Linked DNA regions of Homo sapiens: region 2 is linked to region 1. A link is an interaction called in ENCODE POLR2A ChIA-PET data of the cell type or tissue named here. Cell type or tissue: OCI-LY7. All regions are shown on one strand.

Evidence for each region. Peaks named below come from ENCODE experiments on the same cell type or tissue, not always from the same donor. Only the 100,000 strongest peaks of a DNase experiment are listed, where the experiment ranks them.
Region 2: POLR2A ChIA-PET joins it to region 1 with 15 read pairs; 2 of 35 experiments call an interaction of 5 or more read pairs at or near these places.

Annotation. Positions count from the first base shown.
Region 1 is chr10:6,387,691-6,395,690 of GRCh38, reverse strand. It overlaps a transcript of PRKCQ not described here. Among named protein-coding and RNA genes, the nearest start is that of LINC02656, 41 kb to the right of the region's middle. In OCI-LY7, no CTCF peak of the experiment used is centred here; no DNase peak of the experiment used is centred here.
Region 2 is chr10:6,029,383-6,037,382 of GRCh38, reverse strand. All of the region lies in intron 1 of IL2RA (interleukin 2 receptor subunit alpha), which reads left to right. It overlaps IL2RA-AS1 (IL2RA antisense RNA 1), which reads right to left and starts at 1,973. Exons shown (of 2, transcript XR_001747349.2): 1 at 1,321-1,973; 2 at 961-1,198. In OCI-LY7, no CTCF peak of the experiment used is centred here; a DNase peak (open chromatin) is centred at 192; H3K4me3 peaks cover 521 bases; H3K27ac peaks cover 965 bases.

The DNA of each region.
Region 1 (8,000 bases):
TTTATAGTTTAAAACAAAGACGATAATACCCCTTTCCCAAAACAAACCTCCTTCTTACCTGGGGACTAGACTGCCTTTGTAGAGCTAAGAAATTAGCCACAAGATTAGAAATTATGGTTTAGGAGTCACGCAATTGGAGGCTACGGGATTCTGACCCTCCCTAAGCTGCTCCTAAGATCAGGGCTTGAGATATTTTGCAGATCCTGCACTTGATGGATCAGCTGGTACCTCCTCAGGAGCCTTCTCCCCATTTACCAAATTATTCTTAAAAACTCTGATCCCTGAATGCTCAGGGAGACTGGCTTGAGTAATAATAAAACTCCAGCCGGCCGGGCGCGCTGGTTCACGCCTGTAATCCCAGCCCTTTGGGAGACCGAGGTGAGCGGATCACGAGGTCAGGAGATCGAGACCATCCTGGCTAACACGGTGAAAACCCCGTCTCTACTAAAAGTACAAAAAATTAGCCGGGCACGGTGGCAGGCACCTGTAGTCCCAGCTACTCGGGAGGCTGAAGCGGGAGAATGGCGTGAACCCGGGAGGCGGAGCTTGCAGTGAGCCGAGATCACAGCCACTGCACTCCAGCCTGGGAGACAGAGCGAGACTCCGTCTCAAAAAAAAAAAAAAAAAAAAAAAAGACTCCAGCTTCCTGCACAGCTGGCTCTGTGTAAATTATTTGTTCTCTATTGCAATTCCCCCGTCTTGATAAATCGGCTCCCTCTAGGCGGCGGGCAAGGTGAACCCACTGGATGGTTACAGTAACAGCAAAGGTCGCACCGTTCCGGCACAAGGAAGACCTTCAGGGAAGAGTCATGAAGAGAAGGAGTGAATGATGTATGTGTGGAAGAACAGTATCAAGCTATTCCTCTCAACCATTCTTATTTGACACAATCACTATTTGTTTTTGAGAAAATAGATTATAAAATGGCCCTGCTTCTTGCGAGCAGCATGGATTTTCTTTCTCCTCCTGGGTTTTCAACTGTAACTTGCCCTTTTCTCAGTCAGTTGCTGGGCTGAATTCATCAGTTCAACAGCTGACCCACCGTGGACTGCACGTCTGACGATTTGGCGTATGTATTTACAACACGTATCTGAGAAAGCCGGTGCCCCTGGCACGTAACACTACCCATTCCGAAATGCCGCTGAAGGTCAGAAAAAGGAATGGTGCTGCTCAGTGAAGCTGACAGTCAGAAAGCTGTTTTTTGTTTGTGTTTATGTTTTGCTTTTTGGTCTCTCTTGCATTTTTAGATGTTTGTGTTCTAATTCTTCCCCCTTCTACTCCAGGAGACAAGTGGCAAATGGGAAAAATGACTGACCTAGTTCAAGAACCTGACCATCGGTGGAGTGCTGTGTGCCCTGTGAATGCACAAGCAGACTGCAGAGGCGCCAGGTGTCCTGTCTCTGGAGATCAGGCCACTACACTTACGACAACAAAGGCAGATGGGGGAGGACCCAGAGTGTGTCAAAGTCGTAATCACAAGGCCAGTGCTACACCCTGCTTATCACCAAAGATAAGGAATGAACGACATGACACCTTCACATATAAACTAATCAGAATTTAACATCATACATAAATGGCAGTAGCAGCTTCCTTTTCACATGTATTCTAAGAAATCATTTCCTCCTGCCTCTTCATGTATTAATTTAACATGCATTGATTATCTACCCCATGACAGTGTGCTAAGAAAGTTACAAGCATAAGTAAAGCTCAGACCCTACCATAGACCTAAGATTTTACAATCCAAGAGCAGGGCAGACCTGAACACAAGTATGCATGGTAAGATGCAATGTGTGATACAATTAAAAACACACTGTGATCGGCCTGGCGCAGTGGCTCACACCAGTAATCCCAGCACTTTGGGAGGCCAAGGAGGGTGGATCACGAGGTCAGGAGTTCAAGACCAGCGTGGCCAAGATGGTGAAATCCCATCTCTACTGAAAAAAATACAAAAAAATTAACCAGGTGTTGTCGGGGACGTCTGTAATCCCAGCTACACAGGAGGCTGATGCAGGAGAATCGCTTGAACCCAGGAGGCGGAGGTTGCAGTGAGCCGAGATGGAGCCACTGCACTCCAGCCTGGGTGACAGAGCGAGACTCAGTCTCAAAAAAAAAAAAAAAAAAAAAACACTGTGATCAAACTGTGGGACAATAAGGCACTCCCCCACAAAAGAACTTTCAGACCCCAGATTCTGTGAAATGTCTCTGAGACAGTTGACTAAAAACACACAGTTCCTCCTGCATTTTCAGATTAATGGATTGATATTCTGTGAAGGACCTCCTGTGTCAGGAGTCTGCAAACTACAGCCCATGTACACCAGTCCAGCCTACTGCCTGTTTTCATAAATAAAGTTTTATTGGAACACAGCCACGGTCATGCACTTAGGTATTGTCTGTGGCTGCTTTTACCATAGTGGCAGAGCTGGGTCGTTTAAAAGAGATCACATGTGAAAATATCTACTCTCAGGCCCTTCACAAAAGTGAAGGTGAAAAATATTCACTCTCAGGCCCTTCACAAAAAAAGCCAAACACTTTACTGAGAAAAACATATCCAATATATTTAACAGCAAAGGGTTCACATAAAGAAAACTATAAAATCAAATCAAAGCACCAAAAACAGGTTTGAAGTAAATGGAAGCATATTCTATGATGAAAAGACAATAACAATAACATATATATAGATACACATATACATATAAAAAAACTCTCCCAACAATTAACATACAAATTTAATGTCTTTCCAACTAGTGATACAGGAGTTAAGAAGAAATCACTAAGGCAGATAGTAAGGGTATGGGAGTCCTCGATAAGGTTCTCCTCTTTAAGGAAAAGCATCCCCAAATCCTTTTCTAACAAACAGCAGCCTTAAAGTCGAGCTGCAAACATAGACAAGCAAGCTGGGAGCTCGCTCAGGTGAGTGCTGGGCAGGAACTAGGGACTAGACATGTTCAAGATGGCGGCTCAATCTTTCCTTCTCTTTGTCAGCCACCGGTACAGTGAAGAGCAGGCAAGATGGCCCTGATCAACTGGAAAGCCCATTTGCATAACAAGACTGGTGGGGCAACCAGCCTTCCTTGTAGGCTATGTAAAAGTTGTAAGTAATCTAACCAATCTGTGAGGCCTACATAAATCAGACACCACCTCCTCAAACCGGGCTATAAAATCCGTTGCCACCCAGTCTTTTCCACTTGGAGACTCCTTTCTCTAAGTCGTTTCTCTTTCTCTTTTCTTCTGCCTATTAAACCTCAGCTCCTAAACTCCTTTTGTGTGTCTGTGTCCTAAATTTTCCTGGCGCGATGACGAACCCCAGGGTATATACCTCAGACAATGTAGCCGTTTCACTAATATCTCAATAAGGTTTAGGGGGTTTTTGTTGTTGATTTGTTTTCGTTTTGATTGCTTGCTTTATGCTTAAAATTAAATCATATTATCTTAACATTTATATTATGTGAAATAAATGCCCAAGTATAATCCAAAATTTTCTGGAAAAAAGAGAAAAGGGGAACTTGCTTTAGAAGTTATGAAAAACACTTTTAAGGCACTGTAATAAAATTAACATAATGTTAACGAGGTAATTAACATAATATTGACAAGGTACAGAATCCAAAGGCGATATTTTAATTTCGTGGGGGGAAAGGATGGATTATTGAATGCTATTAGAAAACCTTTAGGTAAAGATGGTGGATTTAACATGTGCATCTATTTTCACTTCTTCCTCAAAAACAAAATGCACTAAAACAATAGCAAAATAACTTTTTTTTTAGCATAAGCCCTCAAAGATAGGGGAGCTGGAAGGATCTACAACTGTAACAACATTTTAAGGAGAGAAACCAGATAAGGAGTAGAAAAAAGACCAAGCCGGAAGTAGAGAGAAATCCTAGGACCAAACTGAGGCAGGCTTTCCCAGAAGCTCAGAAATTCTGTACATCTAGATAAACGTGGGAATAAAAGAAGGGCTAAAATAAAGACAGTTTGTTGAAAGTTTGTTTAAGAAACAGGGCCACATGTCCTCTTCCCCGTTTCAGCAACTAAGCTCCTAGTTCTTCCTACTTTTGCAAAAGACAGTAGGTTTATAGTCAGAGGAGGGTACAACAGAGAGGGTCTCTGGTATGAGGGACACTAAAAGGATGAAGGAAAGGGATTAAATGTATATATGCTGAGATGCCCTCCCCAGCATGCAGAGTCAGGCTTTCAACCCAGGTGAGCTCTCAGTTGAGTTTTCTGTGGGACATGATCAGGCTGAGAGGACAAGAGAGCAGCCCAGCCAAGGAAGTTCTCAAGCTCAATGGTGTAGCCAATTAGTCCTTCTCTAAAGTACACAGTTAACACACTCCACTCACATGCACACAGGTCTATCTGCCTCATAGTCCTGTAACCACCCACTGGGGGTCACCTTGCCCACTGCCTAGATGGAGCTAATTTACCAAGACAGGGGAATTGCAATGGAGAAAGAGTAGTTCACACAGAGCCAGCTGTGCAGGAGACTGGAGTTTTATTATTACTCAAACTAGCCTGCCTGAGCATTCAGGGGTCAGAGTTTTTAAGGATAATTTGGTGGGTGAGGGAAGGCTAGTGAGTCAAGAGTGCTGATTGGTTAGGTCAGAGATGAAATCATAGGGAGTTGAAGCTGTCCTCTTGCGCTGGGTCAGTTCCTGGGTAGGGGCCACAGGATCAGATGAGCCAGTTTATCGATCTGGGTGGTGCCAGCTGATCCATCAAGTGCAGGGTCTGCAAAATATCTCAAGCCCTGATCTTAGGAGCAGTTTAGGGGGGGTCAGAATCTTGTAATCTCCAGCTGCATGACTCCTAAACTGTAATTTCTAATCCTGTGGCTAATTTCTTAGTTCTACAAAGGCAGTCTAGATCCTAGACAAGAAGGAGGTTTGTTTTGGGAAAAGGCTGTTATTATCTTTGTTTTAAACTATAAACTAAGTTCCTCCCAAAGTTAGTTCAGCCCATGCCCAAGAATGAATGAGGACAGTTTGGAGGTTAGAAGCAAGATGGAGTCAGTCAGGTCAGATCTCTTTCACTGTCTTGGTCATAATTTTGCAATGGCAGTTTCAGTTCCCCACTCTAAAATATTAGGAAACAATCACGGATTACAAGATAACTGAAGAAAATCTCTAATAAGGAAGATAAAAGCCAATACAAATAAATAAGGGGGCAGGCAATTTAGAGAAAACAAGCCTATGCATGAAGGGGAAAAAAAAGACTTTCTAAAGAGAAGCTATCACTAACAGCTTTAGAGAGACAAAAGAAGAAACAAGAACAGGTACTATGTAAACGTAACTCAAAGAACAAAATTCTTAAAAATTAAAAATATGATTTCAGACATAAAAAGCAATGGAAGGATTAGAACATAAAATTGAGGAAATATTCTATAAAACAGAGTAAATAAAATAAACAGAGGAAATAATAGGAAAGAAAAGACTGAAAAATTACAGAACCTGTCCTGTGGGTTGAATACCTGTGTAATAAGAGTACAGAAAGCAACAACCGAGAAAATAGATGAGAGAGAACCATCAGTGAAATAAGCCCAAGAAATGCATCAGAATTAAAGGGCATGAATTTAAAGATTAAAAGGTATCACCAATTATTTAATAAAAGAAAACATAGTGTCAGGCCAATTAATATCTCAAAATGTCAGAACACCATGATCATAGACAAGATCCTACAGGCTTCCAAATGGGATAGGAAAAATGTTATTTTCAAAGGTCAGGAATAAGAATGACACCAGATCTCTCAATAACAGCACTAGAAGCTAAAAGGGAATAGAGCAATGTCTTCAAATTCCTGATGGAAAAGCACTCTCACCCTACACAAGTATATCCAGATAAAACATCAAGGAAGTATCAGGATAAAGACATTTTTAACATGTAAGGACACAAAAAGAAAAAAATGTACTGCCCATGCACCAATCTTAAGAAATGAGAGAAAACTCCACCAAAATGAGAGAATAATTAAGAAAGAGGAAAACAGCAAGAGTAAGAAACAGGAGACAGTGAGGAGCCCCAAGATGGCAAAAAGGAGAAATCCCAAGATGACAGCTGTGCAGAGGGCATGGAGTTCAGCTCGCCCAGACGGAACAGGTCAGAAGGCTCCAGGGGAGACCTCTTCAGGGAGATGAAATTGCTAGAACACCTGAAGTCCCTACATGTCTTAAGAAGAGATTTAGATGAAAGAATTGAGAGTTTTATTAGCAACACGTATATAGAAAACAAAGAAAATGAAATATCAAGCTTGGTTTCACTTCAAAGAAAACACAAAGCTGTGTCACAAAGGAAAAGTACGTACAATTTAACAGTAAGGGAAGGGCACATGTGGACTCTGTGCTATTTTTGCCACTTTTTCATGTGTCTAAAACCATTTCAAAAGAAAAAGCAATCACAGTGTATGTGGTAGACAGTCTCTAAAATGGTCTCCAATAACCCCCACCTCCTGAAATTCACACTCTTGCATTGCTCCTCCCCTTGAGAACATGTGGAACCTGTGACATGCTTCTAATCAATGGAATATGACAAAGATGATGAACGCATGTGATTCCATTACATAAGGGTTGCTGGAGCTCTCTCTCCTCTGCTGACTTTGAAGAAGCAAGCTGCCACCTTGGGAGAGCCCCCCATAACAGTCAACTGTGGGTACCCTCCAGAGCCAAGAGAGGCCTCCATCAGGGAGCTAGCAAGAAACCAAAGTGCTCAGTCACACAACCACAGGGAGCTGCATTCTGCCAGCAACCTGCATGAGCTTGGACATGGACTCTTCCCCGGGCAAGCCTCAGATGAGAATACAGCCGTGGCCAACACCTTCACTGCAGCTTTGCGAGACCCTGAACAGAAGGCACAGCTCAGCAATGGCCCAACTCAACAACCCACAGAAACCATGAAATAATCAATGTGTGTGGTTTTAAGCTGCTAAGTTTTTGGTAATATTGTTATGCTCAATAGATAACTAATGCAAACCTTCTAGGCTTAAGTGTGGGTTGGACCTAATGAGTCGTGTCTAGTGAATAGAATACAGTAAAGGTGATGGAGTCTCACTTCTGAGATTAGGTGGCAAAAAGACCTGCTTCCATCTTGTTCTCTTCTTGTTTTTCTTCTAGCTCTGAGGGGAGCCAGCTGCCACACTGTGGGCTACTGATGGAAAGACCTGAGCAGTCAGGAGTTGGTGGTATCTCTGGCCAACAGCCAGCAAGGACTCACGACCTGCAAACCCTACATGAGTTAGCTTGGAAAGGGAGCCTCCCACTGCTGATCCTGGGGACATGGCAGCCCTGGCCAGCAGCCTTCACAGCAGCCTTGCAACAGACCCTGGGCCAGAGACCCCGGCTAAGCCACACCTAGTCTCCTGGCCAGAACCTTGAGATAATAAATGCTTATTGCCTTAAGTGGCTAAATTATGGGGTAATTTGTTACACAGAAATCAATAACCAACACAGTAGACTACATGACTCAGCTTTGAATGGCCTTCCTATAGTCCTCCCAAAGTAAATGTTAAAAATTAATCTGACCGAAACTCGGGGGAATAAGAGATGGGAAAGTTGTGAGTGCATGGTGAGAAGGTAGTGGGGGAAAAGGGAAGCCTTCATTTCCATGGAGGGAAGTCAAAGAAGGGTGTCAAAGACTAAACATAAAATGGAGAGGTAGCAATAAAAGTAAGAACAGTAAAGGTGGTTACCCTTCGAGGAGGGTAGGAGAAGTGGGGAGGGGGAGGAAACACTGTTTTCTATCCTGACCCTTGTAAAGCTAGGCGACTCTTTACATGTGGACATGTATACCTTTGATAAAAATTTAAACTTAGAAGAGACTTCCACACCTAGTCCAGATGTGATTCTTTCACGCATTTCAGATGTGATTCTTTTGTCCAATCTAAATTGCTTTTTCATTTCTTTCAAAGATAAAAGACCTGAGTTGTTTTTCTTTTTTTTTTTTTTTTTTCTTTTTTTTGAGATGGAGTCTGGCTCTATCACCCAGGCTGGAGTGCAGTGGCGTGATCTCAGCTCACTGCA
Region 2 (8,000 bases), 360 kb after region 1:
AAAGAATCTTATCTCAGACTCGGTCCACATCTTTATCAGCCCCCTTTTCCCTTTATCTTTCATGTTGCTCACATGGGCTCCAGGGGCCAGATGAGTTTTCTCTTACTTTGAACATCAGAGAAAAAAAATAACGACAAAAAGTTACTCAACCGACAAACGTTTCTCACCCACACACCTTTCCTCCAGTCAATGACGTTTCCACTGCACCCTGTTAGACGCTGAGTGAGGAAGCATCTGGGCACAAACCGCTGTGGATGCAGATTGAGCAGCACTCACTGTGCACTGGAGGGATGGGAGTCCTGTCCTCACCCAGGGGGCAGATGGAGAGGGGGCAGAGAGAGCAGCCGGGGCTTCACTCCCTGGAAACTCTCATACTCCAAGTGCGGCCTGGGGCTCTGCAGCCCCAGCATCATGTAGGAGCTTGTTAGAAATAGCCTCAATGTCCACACCTGCCCTGACAAATCCCAGTCTGCAAGATCCCGGGGGCTCTGCACACACGCTGCTGCGAACAACCTCAGCATCCGTCCTGCCGGCTCTAGAGCAGCCAACCGGGATATCCTTCTTCTTCAGCAGTGGTGTCCGCTCTCTAAAATGACTGTCCCCCACATCTCTTTCCAGGGTTGGTATTTCTGGTTAACTCAAGGGACACAAAAATAGCTCAGGGAAAAATTAATTTTCATTCTACTCCAATTCTAATAATGAAGTGGTAAAAATTAAAGGGACAGCTTTCAGATTATGGGAGTGCAGCTGCGGGTATGTGGCAAAATCGAAGAAAGAGGGCTCATAATTCCACGTCAGGGAAGAGCCGCTGGCCTGCCCAGGCTGCTGTTTATCTTTACTGTGAATGGGGCCTCTTTTTTGTTTGTTTGTTTTGTTTTGTTTTCACTTAACCTCAGTGGCAAGAAAAATGGGGCCTCTTGCCAGGAGGAGCAGAGAGTGACGCGGAAGGCAAAGACCACCTCATTTCACCAAGTTCCTCGTCTTTTATTTGAAATCCAAGACATAGAAGCTGCACATTTGTCCTTCTGGGAAGAGTGACGAGTGACTGAGAGTGGAGTCGAACACTCGAAAGGAGAGAGCAGGTGCCTGGGAGTCAGAAAAGCTGGCTTGAATTCCTAAATCTGTCGCCGTTTGTCCTGGGTGAGGTCATTCTGGTCATCTGTGGCAGGAGGACTACAAATGCCTGGCTTTTCCCTTTCTAGCGGGCACACAAAGAGACAGAGAAGTTGAATCTTTAGCAATCCATTGAAGGGGAAACCCCACAATGCAAAGAGAAGCATTGTCGAGGGCCCTTCACCTGCACCCTCTGTTCTCCCAGACCTGTTCCATGATGCATTCCAGAGGAGGTGGCTCTCCGTCACTGTCACTTGCGATTGCCAAGGCGTCAGCCAGACAAGGCAAAAGCTCCCAAGGGATGTTACCCTTCAGCTGCATACAGAACTCCTAGAGGCAACAAATCCACAAGGAAAGATACACCCATGATCGTGTATTTCAGCCACAATGATGGAGGTGAGGTGGAAAAGGACGAGGAACAAGTGGGATTCTGCCCATGTCTGTCTAATGAGCATCCACAGCAAACTCCAACGGAAGATGTGAAACACGCTCAACACTAGAAGAACTCGGTTTGACTCTGTCTTGGTGTGGGTCCCAGGCCAAAGCCCTCGGCATTTTCAGGATTAATGATCACTGCTGGCTGTCTCTTTTTCCCTCTGCCCACATAAAAGGCACAAAAACTAAAGAGGAAGGCCACATCACCGCAGAGCCCGTGGTTCAGGATTCTCCTCCTGGGAGCCCCGATTTCTTTTCTTTTCTCACCTTAACAGTGTCCAGAGTACTTTTATTGCCAGAATAGAGATATAGCCTGCTCAGAGCCTCATGTGCGGCCCACCACTCAGGAACAAAGGGAGAGACAGATACTAAGCATGTGTGCAACAGAGAAAATCCAGCCCACGAAACCGTGTGCAAGAGCAGCTCCGTCCTGCCTGAATGTGGCTTTGGGAAGCCCACCTAGAACTTGGCCTGGCGCCAGTCACCCACTCAGAGCCTACTGCCATGAAGGCAGGCCCTCACTCTCCATCCCTGCCCACACAGGGAGACCCAGGGCAAACAGAAAGTCCCCTAGCGGGGGCCCAAGGAACCCCTGGCTCTCTCAGGGTCCCATTCAAGTTTCTGGGCTAGTCTTGCAGACTAAATACCACTCAGTTGCCTGGTGGGAGTAGGTGCTGGGCAGGGTGGACAGGAGCCCCACTGCTTCTCAGCCCTGTGCCAACCCCTTTGTGTGAGACCCTAGTGCAGGGTGGGGAGCCCCAATTTCTAAGCCTTGAGTGTTTACCACCCTACACCCCCACCTCCAACTCCCGAATTGATCATCTCAAATTTTCCCACAGTCCATAGGCACCAGACACTTCAAATAATCTCAGAAAAGAAGGTGATGTCTACATCCAGAATCGTGCCAATACTTTAAAATTACAGGGAGAAAAATATTCCCCTTCCCCTCTTCTAAGGAAAATTCTGTCTGCCTCCCAAGCTCCCAGGTCCCTTGGTGTGAGCTGGGGGAGTGCGTAGAGCTAGGAATTGGAAAATATTCCGGGAGAGAATGATTTATGTTGAGAAGACCCATTGGGAGAAGCAGGAAGTGGGTCTGGAAAGACAGGAGGAAGTGTAAAGGCAGAGAAAAGCCCTTGTTAGCTGAATTTTGAGAAGTAATTTTTGGCATTGTTAGTGAGTAAAACTAGAGAATGAGGACAGTTGTATGCTGTCTTAAAAAATAAAAGAATGATAATATAGGGAAAGATGATTTCAACATTTTGGAGTCATATAAGTGGAATCCTCCTGTTATTACTGTGCAAGACTTTTAGACAAATTATTTTTTATTCTTTTTTTGGATGTTGTTCTGTTGCTGCTTTTATAACACTACACTGAGAAGGGCTAAAAAAAAAATCCCAAATTTATTCCTATTAGATTGAAAAAGAGCAACCCTCCAGCGTACCTTTCCACACACTCTTCTACCTCCTGCTGCCTTCAGGTGATGTTTGGCACTTCCTGACAAGGCCTTTCAGGGAAAAGGATTATAGCCAAGCTCTTTAGTGGTTACTGAGCTACAGACCTGGAGGTGTCAAGATCCTAAATTCCAGGAAAGATTCTTTATGAAAGGAAAGTCTGTGAGAATAAGAAGTTCTGGAACTTCCCCTTGTCCCCGCATGACCTCTTCAGACACTCGGGCTAATTTATGATGACTCTGAAAATGCCCATGACCTCATCTAGAAAAACGCACTCTCATGGAATTCAAGAGTTTCTAAGGGCACAAAATAGCTTCCAAGACAATTTGTTTCCTTCTTTTCAAATTGATGTGTTTAGAAATGTTCTTGGCTTGTGATTGACATCTCAGATTCCAAAAACATCTGAGGTCAATCCTGGTTATTTGTGCTAATGAATAATTACAAAAGAGTAGCTAAATATGCTTCTCGCTCATTTTGTTGAGCTAAAATTACTTATAAAGAAATGCATAGATCTGCGGCATACAATTTGATGAGTTTTGACAAATGTGTACAGCTGCAAAAACGTTTTCATCACTTCTGCCTTCTGGTCAATACCCACCTACCACAAGAAACCACTGTCTGCTTTCTATCTCTGGATATAACTTTTGTCTTTTTGTGAACTTCATATAAATGAAAGCAAAGTGTATGCACTATTTCGTGTTTAGCTTATTTTGTTCAACATAACATTTTTGAGATTTATCAATATTGCCTGTATCAATAGTTCATTATTTTTTATTTTTGAATGGTTTCTATAGTATGACTATATCATAAGCTACTTGTCTGTTCTCCCAATGATGGATGTTTGAATTATTGAGTTGGTTATTATTAATAAAGCTACTATGTACTAGAATGGAAGGGGCTTAATAAAAGAAAGAAGTTACTATAAATATTTTATAAAAGTCTTTCTGTAGACACATCCCTTCATTCCTCTTAGATAAATACCTAGAAGTAGAATTGCTGAATTGTAGGGCAGGTATATATTTAACGTCAATAAAAATACTTTCTTTTTTTGTTTTTTTTTTGTTGTTGTTTGTTTGTTTCTTTGTTTGTTTTTGAGACAGAGTCTCACTCTGTTGCCCAGGCTGGAGGGCAGTGGCGTGATCTCAGCTCACTGCAACCTCTGCCTCCTTAGTAGAGAAAGGGTTTCGCCATGTTGACCGGGCTGGTCTCAAACTCCTGACTTAAAATGATCCACCTGTCTCAGCCTCCTAAAGTGCTGAGATTACAGGCGTGAGCCACCATGCCTGGCCAAATACTTTCAGATAGTGTTCCAAAGTAATTACATTACTTACACTGCCACCAGTAACATAAGAGAGTTCTGGTAGTTCTACTTCCTCCCCAGTATTTGACGTATCAGTCTTTTATCCATTTCCTCCATTTCCCCAATGGGCTATCTCATCATTGTTTTCAACTTGCATTTTATTGATATCTGATGTTAAATACACTTTCAAGTGTTTATTGATAGTCGTGTATCTTCTTTGGGGAAGTGATTGTTCAAGTCTTTGCCCATTTATTGGGCTGTTTGCCTTTTACTCTTGCTTTGTTTTTCTTTATATATTCTGGACACAAGTATTTGTGACAAATATATATATTGCAAATATTTTCTCTCAGTCTATCATTTACTTTTTCATTTTTTTCTTTTTTTTTTTTTTGAGATGGAGTCTCGCTCTGTCACCCAGGCTGGAGTGCAGTGACGCGATCTGGGCTCACTGCAAGCTCCACCTCCCAAGTTCACGCCATTCTCCTGCCTCAGCCTCCCCAGCAGGTGGGACTACAGGCGCACACCACCACACCCGGCTAATTTTTTTGTATTTTTAGTAGAGACAGGGTTTCACCGTGTTAGCCAGGATGGTCTCCATCTCCTGACCTTGTGATCTGCCCGCCCCGGCCTCCCAAAGTGCTGGGATTACAGGCGTGAGCCACCACACCCTGCCTACTTTTTCATTTTCTTAATGTCTCTGGATGAGTAGACATTCTCAATTTTTTTCTTTTATAGTCAGTGCTTTTGCATCCTCTATGAGCAATCTTTGCCTATCTCCAACTTGCAAAGTCATTTGCCTTAATTTTCTTCTGAAATCTTTTTAGTTTTGCCTTTTATGGTTACATCTATAAGATATAGACCTAGTACATAGATCTTTATCTTTATATATATAATAAAATTAATTCTTGCATAAGATGTGAGTTTTTTTCTCATACATTTATCCATTTGCTCCAGAAGCATTTGTCGAAAAGATTTTTCCTTTCTCATTGAATTTCCTTGGCACATTTATTTGTTTAAAAAAAAAGCAGTTGAACAAACATGAGTTGAGTCCATTTCAGGACTTTCTGCTCTGTTTCATTACTGTTTGTCCTTATGCTAATACTACGCTGCCTTGATTTCCATAGTTTTATAGAAAGCCTGAATATCAGATGTCATGAATCCTCCAAATGTATACATCTTTACGATTGTCTTAGATATTCTAGGTCTTTTGTGTTTCTAAGGAGCTTTTAGAAATAACTTCCAAATTTGTACTAAAAAATTGTGTTGGATTTTTAAACTGTAGTTGCCTTGAATTAATTGATCAATTTAAGGTGAATAGATTTTTTAAATGAATGTTACAATCTATAAAGATAGTATATTTTTCCATTTGCTTAATTCTTTTAAAATATGTCTCAGCAATATTTCAGAGTTTTCAGTTTAGTGGTATTACAAGTTTTTGGTAGGCTTATTTACAAACATTTTATGTTTTTTGATGTAATTGTAAATACAATTGTTTTTAAATTTTTAATTTTCTAATTGGTTGTGTCAGTATATAGAACTAACTACAAGTGATATATATATACATATATATACATATATATATATATATACATATATATATATATATATATATATATATATATATATATGTATATATATATACTGAAATTGCTAACTTGCTAAATTCTGGTAGCCATTTTGCAGATCCCTCAGTAATTTTATGTAAACAATCATGTTATCTGAGAATAATGTTCCTTATCTTGAAATCTACTTCCTGATATTAATATAACCATACCAGCTTCCTTATGCTTATCTTTGTAGATTATATCTTTTTCTATCCTGTTTTCTCAACCCATCATTTTTATTGTATTTAAAGTGTGTTCTCTTGAAGACAGCATATAGTTGGGCCCTGCTGTTTAATCCAGTCTGAAAGTTTCTATCTCTTAAAGTATGGATTTTTGTCCATTTATATTTAATGTAATTACTGATAGGGTTGGCTTCAAGTCTACCTTCTTGCTATCTGTTTCTTAGCTGTTCCTTTTCTATTTTTATTACTCTATTCTTCCTTTTCTCTCTTCAGTTTGGCTAACCAAACAAATTTAATATTCTTTTTAGCTACACTCTTTGTGGTATTATTTGGTGGTTTCTCTAGGCTATTCAGCATGAATCCTTAACTTATCACTATCTACTTACTTAATATTGTACCATTTTCTATATGATATAAAAACCTAAAACAGTACAATTCCATTCTCCCTAACTTTTATACTAGGACTGCTGTATATTTTACATTTACATGTTCAACAGAACCCACCATACCATATTATTATTTTTGTTTTAAACAGTTGTCTTTCAAAGATGTTAAAAACAAAAAGTGGCCTTTTCACTTATCTAAATATTTACGTGTTCTTTATTACTTCATGTCGATTTATGTTTCTAGCTAGTGTAATTTCTCTTTTGCTTGAAAATTTTTCTTTAGTGTAATGCAGATGTGCCATAATAAATTCTCTAAGCTTTCTTTTATCTGAAAATATACTAAATTCACCCTCATTTTTAGAGGATATTGTCTCTAGGTAGATTTCAAGGTTGACGGGTTTTTTTCTTTTAAAACTTTGAATATGTTGTGCCATTATTTTCTGCTTCTATTGTTTCTGTTGAGAAGTCAGTTGTTATTCATCATCGTTCCGCTGTAGGTACGTGTCCTTTCCCTCTGGCCACTTTTAAGATTTTCTCATTATCTTTGGTTTTCAGCAGTTTAGCTACGATGTATATAGATGGGCTTTTCTTTATACGTATCTTGCTTGGTGCCGTGAACATCTGGATCTGTAAATCAGTATCTGTCATCAAATTTCAAAAATTTTTGGCCATTATTTCTTCATATATTTTTTCTGCTCCATTCTTTCTCTTCTCTATCATTGGGAATTCAATTAAATGTAGGTTAGGCTATTTAATATTGTCTTACAGCATGCCAAAGGTCCATTCTTTTTCAGATTTCTTGTGTTCATCAGTTTGGATAATTTCTATTGATTTGCCTTCAAGCCCCGGCTAGGCTCATTTCAGATATTGTAACTTTTAGTTTTAATTTTTTATGTTTAAAAATATTGGCTGGGCACGGTGGCTCACACCTGTAATCCCAGCACTTTGGGAGGCCAAGGCAGGTGGATCATCTGAGGTCAGGAATTCGAGACCAGCCTGGTCAACATGGTGAAACCCCATCTCTACTAAAAATACAAAAATTAGCCATGTATGATGGCATGTGCCCGTAATCCAAGCTATTTGGGAGGCTGAGGCAGAAGAATCACTTGAATCTGGGAGGCAGAGGTTTCAGTGAGCCAAGATTGTGCCACTGCACTCCAGCCTGGGCAACAGAGCAAGACTCCATCTCAAAAAAAAAAATTACAAGTTTTCATTTATCTACTGAGATATCCTGTTGTTTCACTCATTATAACCATTTTTTCTTTAAATTAGCAGTTGGCAATTTTTTTTCTGAAAGGGCCAGAGAGTAAATATTTTAGGCTACCTGGCGATGTTACTCCACTGCAACTACTCAACTCTGCCATTATAGCAGAAAAGCAGCCATAGACAAAATGTAAATAAATGGGTGTGTCTTTCTTCCAATAAAACTTTATTTATAAAAATAAACCACTGAACACAGTGTCTCACTCCTGTAATCCTAGCACTTTGGGAGGCCGAGGCAGGTGGATCACCTGAGGTCAGGAGTTCGA